Regions from separate parts of the Homo sapiens genome. Here region 1 is linked to region 2. A link is a contact called in ENCODE Hi-C or POLR2A ChIA-PET data. All regions are on one chromosome and are shown on one strand. Each heading gives the region's core, a stretch centred on a gene start or an enhancer-like site at or near the end of the contact. The rest is flanking DNA. Distances are from core to core; before and after follow the strand shown.

The links. Hi-C counts contacts between places; a loop is a spot of excess contacts on that map. ChIA-PET counts read pairs that join two places held with the same protein, here RNA polymerase II (POLR2A). Pooled maps may share reads with other maps.
Region 1: a map of aorta shows a loop between it and region 2 (6-fold over the local background). The contact joins the promoter of MYOC here to the promoter of FMO4 in region 2. A Hi-C loop is called at or near these places in 1 of 168 maps with a recorded cell type or tissue (aorta) and 8 of 50 pooled maps. POLR2A ChIA-PET finds 5 or more read pairs at or near these places in 1 of 52 experiments (BJ).

What each region holds. Positions count from the first base shown.
Region 1 is chr1:171,651,076-171,655,097 of GRCh38, forward strand. MYOC (myocilin) reads right to left here and starts at 1,613. Exons shown (of 3, transcript NM_000261.2): 1 at 933-1,613. The coding sequence starts at 1,536.
Region 2 is chr1:171,312,323-171,316,405 of GRCh38, forward strand. It overlaps FMO4 (flavin containing dimethylaniline monoxygenase 4), which reads left to right and starts at 1,861. Exons shown (of 10, transcript NM_002022.3): 1 at 1,861-2,091; 2 at 3,864-4,005.

The DNA of each region.
Region 1 (4,022 bases), core at 363-2,862, 340 kb after region 2:
ACTCATGCACTACATTTGGTTAACACATTTCTTTAGTCTCTTTAATATAGAACAAGCCCTTCCCCACCCCTTTTTTCTTTCTTCCTTGGCACTGACATCTTTGACCAGTCCAAACTAATTGTCCAACAACTGGATTTGCTTGCTTATTTCCTCATGATTAGAACACTTCCTCAACAGGGAATATTTGGGAGCCCACTTTCACAAAAAGTGACACAAATACCATCTTCCCAGCTAATAAGAAGACCTCCCCCAACACCTCACCCCCGCACCCCCCCCACACACACACAGACTCACCTTTAGGCAAGAAGGGACCAGGATGAACAGAAGAGCCTCTCAGAAAAAGCCATCTCAAGAATTTGTCTGATGACTTAAAAGCAGAGGTTCTCAGATTGGACTGAGTAAGAAAACTTTCAGAACAACATATTAAGAAAACTGACAGAGAGGTGCCATCTCTTTATTTTGCCAGGGAAGAACATTTAAAAATAAACAAAAACTTACCACTTATTATCATTTCCCAAATCTATTGTAATTTCATAAATAAAGGTCATTTTAACATCAAAAGGTACAAATAACAATCTGAGCAAAGGTTCAAAAAAGGATAGTTTTTCAAAAGGGACAATTGACAACTTTCTACTGCTCATATGCAGACACATCTCACCCGGTCCTTTTATTTCTCCTTTTGCTATGGACTGTGAAAACTGACATGGAGGGGCACAAGAACTCTGAACCACTAATCTAAATGAAGCTCTCAGGAGCTAAATTACTAGTAATACTTGAAGGTGATCGCTGTGCTTTCCTTAATTCATCTGTCTTGTGCTAGCTGTGCAGTCTCTAGGAGAAAGGGCAGGCAGGGAGGCCTGGAGCGCCTGTAGCAGGTCACTACGAGCCATATCACCTGCTGAACTCAGAGTCCCCCCACTCTGCATTCTTACCTTCTCTGGAGCCTGGTGGCACAGCCCGAGCAGTGTCTCGGGTCTGGGGACACTGGCCCCTTCTCAGCCTTGCTACCTCCTGGCTGCTGCTTTCCAACCTCCTGGCCAGATTCTCATTTTCTTGCCTTAGTCGCTTCTTCTCTTCCTCCAGAACTGACTTGTCTCGGAGGAGGTTGCTGTAGGCAGTCTCCAACTCTCTGGTTTGGGTTTCCAGCTGGTCCCGCTCCCGCCTCAGGGTGCCCAGCTCCCTCTGCAGCCCCTCCTGGGTCTCCTGGGGCCTGGCAGCCTGGTCCAAGGTCAATTGGTGGAGGAGGCTCTCCAGGGAGCTGAGTCGAGCTTTGGTGGCCTCCAGGTCTAAGCGTTGGGTGCTGCTGTCTCTCTGTAAGTTATGGATGACTGACATGGCCTGGCTCTGCTCTGGGCAGCTGGATTCATTGGGACTGGCCACACTGAAGGTATACTGGCATCGGCCACTCTGGTCATTGGCCTTCCTGAGCTGAGCTGTCCTGGCCCCCACATCCCACACCAGGCAGGCCAGAAGCAGCAGCTGGACAGCTGGCATCTCAGGCCCAAAGCTGCAGCAACGTGCACAGAAGAACCTCATTGCAGAGGCTTGGTGAGGCTTCCTCTGGAAAGCTCTGCTGTGCTGAGAGGTGCCTGGATGGGTGGCCTTGCTGGCTCATGCCCGAGCTCCAGAGAGGTTTATATATACTGGGGAGCCAGCCCTTCATGGGGGAAGACAGAGGTGGCCACGTGAGGCTGGGTGGGGCTGTGCACAGGGGGGTTGCCTTCACGCTGCCAGCAAGATTCTTAGAAAATAACCTTCCAGAAGTCTGTTTGGAGTTTCTTTTTAAAAAGAACATCCCAATTTATGCACCCATACCCCAATAATAGTTCCTATATCTCCACCTGGTTTTACACACACACACACACACACACACACGTACACACACTTACACCAGGACTACTGGTGTGCTGATTTCAACAAGGATATATTTCTAGTTTATATTTCCATTCACTCTGCAAACTCATTGAGAACCTGCACTGTGCCAGGCACTATGCTAGGAACTGGAGATCCAAACAAGTCCTTTAAGACGTAGCAGGGACAGAGAAAAATAACAGCCAGCCAGAACACAAGGACAGCACCCTACCAGGCTCCAGGGAGAGCATTCCTATAGAAGCGGCAGATTTCCCCCCTCACCCCTAGCTTTAAAACAACTGTGTATCTTTGGGAGAACTTTCTAATTTCAGTCTTGCATCTCAGGCACCAATGTCAATGTTAGCCTCTAAATCAGTTCTTACTCTGTGTGTGTGCATGCCAAGAACCTCATTGGTGAAATCTGGGGAACTCTTCTCAGAAAGATGTTTTCAAATATATAAAATATAGATTACAAAGGAAACAAATGATAATGAAATATGATTATCAAAATATCAAAATTTTAAACATGTTTTATTAATATGTTAAAAACAAGATCCAGCAGGAGGTCTAATTTCAAAGTAGTTTTGAGTATAAATATTTCACTTACAACGTATCTGCAACAACTGTAATATAGTATAAAATGTCTGTGATTTCTATTGGTAATGACAAAATCACAGGTACTGTTATTACCACTTTGAGTTTATGGCTCTATTCGCAATGGAATAAAATGTTAAATTTAGTTAGAAGGTGGTAAAAACAAAAATGTAATTTTTTCCTCATTCAAATTCACAGGCTTTCTGGACTGTAGGTTAATAATCCCTGCTTTACATTAATAAACCCAAAGAGAAAAAACAAAAAGCAAATGGCAATAGCCAATAAATATACCAAAACTGTCAGAAGTAACTTTAAGCCACTTGAAATAATGATTGCCTTTGAGCAACTTTATGTTGTTAATACCAACAACAGTGTCAATACTTGTGAAGTAAATATTTCCAAACTGCCCTGGCAGACTCACCTCCAGAGTGGAGAAACACAGTTTGCTCTAAAGATTCTATTCTTATTTGATTGGTTCTGCAGTTAAGCCTGAACTTGAGACATTTACAAATGGGTGTTTGTTTACAGCTGACCAAAGGGTACTAGTCTCATTTTCTGAATCAGATAGTAAACATCGCTGAAATGATTTTTCAAAAAACCAATCATATAGTCAGCAAGACCTAGGCTTGAATCTGTTTGGCTTTACTCTTAGGAATGTTTTCTTCCTGTTAAAAGAAACGGGATTGCCCTTGTGCTGCTAACTCCACAGAGAAAAAGAGTTCCTAATAAGGAGAAACTAAGTAATCTTACAGCCTCAGTTACTACCTTGTGACTTGCTCAGAATTACTCAGCTTGTAAAGGAAAAATATAGTATTAGAAATCAGGTCTCCCGACTTCCCTTGAACTGATTTTTTCCCCCCACAATATAGCCCTGCCTCCTAGAACCCAGGATCACGTGGACTATAATCCCTGTGGTCAATTCCCACTGCCCTTGAATGAATCTGTCTTTCTTGCTCATACACTATCCCTCTCTTTTTCTTCTCCTCCCCTGCGCTGCAGGTCACTCCGTGCTGTCAGCAGTCACTGCTGAGCTGCGTGGGGTGCTGGTCAGGGTGAAAAGTTTAACAATCTCTGGCATTTTCCACTTGCTCTGGCCCAGTTTTTGAATGCCAGGCAAAAGCTACCACCAGTTAGTCTCTGCATTCTTTTTGGTTATTGGCAAATGCCATTGTCTATGCTTAGGGAAGGAAAATGTGGCTGTTGGGTTCATTGAGCTTTCCTGAAGCATTGTGGCTCTCGGTCCTGGAGTCTGACGTGATCAGTGAGGACTGATGGAGCACCCAGCTTCTGCCTGCCTTCCTGTCCCCCTCCACCTCCCCTGTGGCTCAGCTGCTCCAGCTCTGCCTCCTTCCCCTCTCAACATCCCCCCTCACAGAGAATCACAGGGAAGTGTTCACAGAACACGAGAGCTGCAAGGGTCTTTATAGCAGAGAAGACTATGGCCCAGGGAAGGAGAGACACTTGCCCACGGTCGCACAGCCAACCAATGGCAGAACCAGAAAGAAAACCGAGTCTCCTGATTCCAAGGTTTTCGACCGTCTTGCATAAGCCAAGTCCACCACAGGGCTGAGTAGTTG
Region 2 (4,083 bases), core at 611-3,110:
CCCTATCCAGCAGGAAGTAGCTAGAGCAGTCATTGCGCAATTCTCAAAAGCAGTTGGGGTGTCCTGTTTAAAGGGGGTATTGAGAGGTGAAGCCAGCTGGACTTCCTGGGTCGAGTAGAGACTTGGAGAACTTTTCTGTCTTACAAGAGGATTGTAAAATGCACCAATCAGTGCTCTGTAGCTAGCAAGAAGTTTGTAAAATGCACCAATCAGTTCTCTGTAAAATGGACCAATCAGTGCTCTGTAAAATGGACCAATCAGCGCTCTGTAAAATGGATCAATCAGCAGGATTCTAAAAGTAACCAATCGTGGGGAGAATTGAGAAAAGGGCATTCTGATAAGACAGAAACAGGACATGGGAGGGGACAAATAAGAGAAAGCTGGCCACCCCAGCCAGCGGCAGCAACTGGCTCGGGTCCCCTTCCACTCTGTGGAAGCTTTGTTCTTTCGCTCTTCACAATAAATCTTGCTGCTGCTCACTCTTTGGGTCTGTGCCATCTTTTAAGAACTGTAACACTCACCACAAAGGTCCGCAGCTCCATTCTTGAAGTCAGGGAGACCAGGAACCCACCGGAAGGAACTAACTCTGGACACAATATTTTTTTTTCTTTTTTTAAATTTTTTTCTTTATTTCTTCTAAAAAAAAGTGGGATGCATGTGCAGAACGTGCAGGTTTGTTGCATAGGTACACGTGTGCCATGGTGATTTGCTGCACCTATTGACCTGTTCTCCTCTAAGTTCCCTCTCCTCACCCCCTACCCTACAACAGGCCCTACAACATTCCCCTCTCTGTGTCCATGTGTTCTCATTGTTCAACTCCCACTTATGAGTGAGAACATGCAGTGTTTGGTTTTCTGTTCCTGTGTTAGTTTGCTGAGGATGATGGCTTCCAGCTTCATCCATGTCCCTGCAAAGGACATGATCTTATTTCTTTTTATGGCTGCATAATATTCCATGATATTTTTCAAAAGAAAATATTTGCTGCCAACAGAAGATTTTATATTAAAATCTGTATTTGCAGCTTTTACTGAAAAGAACCTAAGGCCTTGCCATATTGGGCTCATTTTCTCAAATAGCAACATTTAGCTGAACTGAATAGACAGAGAAAGTACTTTCCAGTCAGATCATATCTGGCCCACTTTCCTCGTGTATGTTACCCTCCTCACTCCTGTAGGCATTTGCATGTGTAGTCACAAGCAAATGTGGTTTAGAAATTGTTCAGTGAACCATGTTGGAAAATGTCCCTAAACACAAGTCCTAAAGATGGTCTGTTATATTATCTTACAAGCACACAGTGGAAGGAAAAACAGTTAAGTTTTCTATTTCTGCCACAGCTTCTATAATTATTACCTTTCTTGTGCCCTAGGTTAATATCTAAAAATAGCTTTATGCTTTCTCAAACACATTTCACCAGCTCCCTCTGCTGATCCAATCTGAAGGACAAAACAGCTTAAATTCCTTGTAAGTCCTGAACTTTAAAATCACATTTCTGGGGTTGGAGAACTCCAAGCATGAAAGAACTTGATGAGGTAATGGTCATCTAAATAACTTTCTCCTTTGGACAGCTCCTATGGTAATCCAAGCAAGAGTCAGGGTGTAGAAGTTTGTTTCCAAAAGTAGAACTCCTGTTTCGCTGAGAAAGCTGTAATTTGGGGTGATTTGGCGCCCTCTACAGACTATAATGGCAAAAGCGACGCTATCATGTGCTTCCCATAGCTTTAGGGCTTTGCCAGAACTATGACGTTGAGGAGGGTGGGGTAAAGGGGCAGGAAGCGTTTATGTTCTGCCAATCCAACAGCTGTATTCTAACTCACCATTCCGCCCTCCCTTAAGATCACGGAAGTATCACGCTTGCCTCTTACACAACTTTTTTTCCTTAGTCTGTATACTTTCTGCTGTCACTAGCATAACAGAAAAGACGAATGGCTTTTGTTTTAAACTGAGGGCACTTTTACAAAAGTCATCTTTCCATTTATTTTTCTTTCAGAAAAAAGAATTTGGGTTTTGAGCTTTTTTAAAAAAAAAAGACAAACACTTTCCTTGACTTTGAGAAATAATTTAAGTCAAAGAATCTGCTCTATGCTAACCAAGGTAAGTGTCCTGGATTTTTTTTTTAATGGGGAAATGATCCAGAAACTGCTTTCACAAAAGATGAATGTTTTTCTTGGAGTGTGTTCCTTAAGAATGAATGTGATTATCTTCTTTTGGGGTCTCTTGACTAGGGCTAAAGCAAGAGAATTAAGGAGAGAGTCAGGAAGCAAAGGGAAGTTGTAAGGAAACAAAGTTATGTTGTGGACAGAACCATCCAAAAGGAAAGTGTCAGTGAGATAAACAGAATCATGAGACTTTCAGTGACTCCAGTGACCTCTGATTTCATCTTATGAATGAGATGGAAATGCCAGCCATTGGGAAACAAATACCCCATAGATGGCGTGGGAAAAAAATACTGTAACAAAGCAAGAGCATGGTAGGATGATGATAAGAAACATAAAATGATCAAATTTCAAATTCAAAGAAATCATAATTGATTACATGATTTGCAAATCACCCAAGTCTCTCCATGTCTCATAAAGGATTCCTACATTTGCTGGTCAGTCAGGTATAGGGTGGGGTTTTCCCGTTGTACAAAGGTCTAGTTCAATAGGTCAGGTCTCCTTTCTGCCAAGGGACTAAATATAAGCAACCTATGGCTGGCACGGTGGCTCACGCCTGTAATCCCAGCACTTTGGAAAGCCGAGGAGGGCAGACCACTTGAGATCAGGAGTTTGAGACCAGCCTGACCAACATGGTGAAACCCCGTCTCTACTAAAAATACAAAAATTATCCAGGCGTGGTGCCGCCTGCCTGTAGTCTCAGCTACTCAGGAGGCTGAGGCAGGAGAATCACTTGAACCCAGGAGGTGGAGGTTGCAGTGAGCCGAAATTGTGCCACTGCATTCCAGCCTGGAAGACAGAGTGAGACTCCAACTCAAATAAATAAATAAATAAATATAAGCACCTTTGAGCAACCAAGTACCTTATGAAGTCCACTTTATAGTTTGCAGAGTTTGCACACACGTTCTCCCAATCCTTCAAGCCTGCAGTATTCTCGCCTACCTTTGAATTCATATCTTTTTTTTTTTGTGCACCAATTACTTGGTTTTCAGACATAAGAACAGTCCTTTCAAGCTTGAAGGAAACAAAGAGAAAGCCACTTGAACCCTCTGTTTTACAAATGTGGAAGCACTGGCTCAGAGAAATTGAGAATTGTGTCCAGGGTTACAAGCTGCTTAGAGGCAGAAGCAGAACTAGAACTCAGATCTCTCAATTTCCAGTTCACTCACTACCTTCCTCTACTGACTCAAGGCAAAATTTAAAAAGGTTGCTCCCATTCAGAAATTTATAGTCTGTAAATACGGATTAATTTTAAAAGGTGCTAATTCCCAATTTGTTTCTACTGCCTGTAGAGTCTCTAAGTCAGTCCTTAAAGTGCTTTTGCCCAGCACGTTTTTAACCCCACAGGCCACTCTGTGTCACTAACTAGGTCTCTAGACAGGGATAATAAACAGGCCAGGAGAGTGCAAGCATTCATGCCTAGAGCATGCTGCTACCATAGGACTTAGCACAAGGTAGTATCAGCCTCTCCATATACAACATCTTAAGAGCAGTCACGGTCTTTTTTAAATTCTAAGACTTTACTACTATTTCTTAGTTGCAGGGTCTTCATTATCTTCAGGGCCCCATACTTAGCTTAGGACCTGCACTTAGAGGTACCCAGGGCATATTTGTTGAATGAATTAATTTGCTTCCAGTCTATTCACGTCAGTATATTTTTCACTTTGGCAATTCAGTTAGCAGTCATTTCTTTTTACCTTATGATTGCAGAGATAGAGCACAGCAAAGATCTGCCAGCCCCAGGCCTCTACCTAGTGGCCTGGAAATTCAAGTATTCTTATTGGTGGAGGCCATTTGTTTCTGATTAGAAGCTGTCTAAACCTCCTACTCCTCAACTCAAAGGAAAACACAGGTATGTCTGCCTACTCCTTTCCAAACTTGTTGATACATTTTATCTGTATGAACTGTCTTTTCCAAGGAGAAGAGAAGG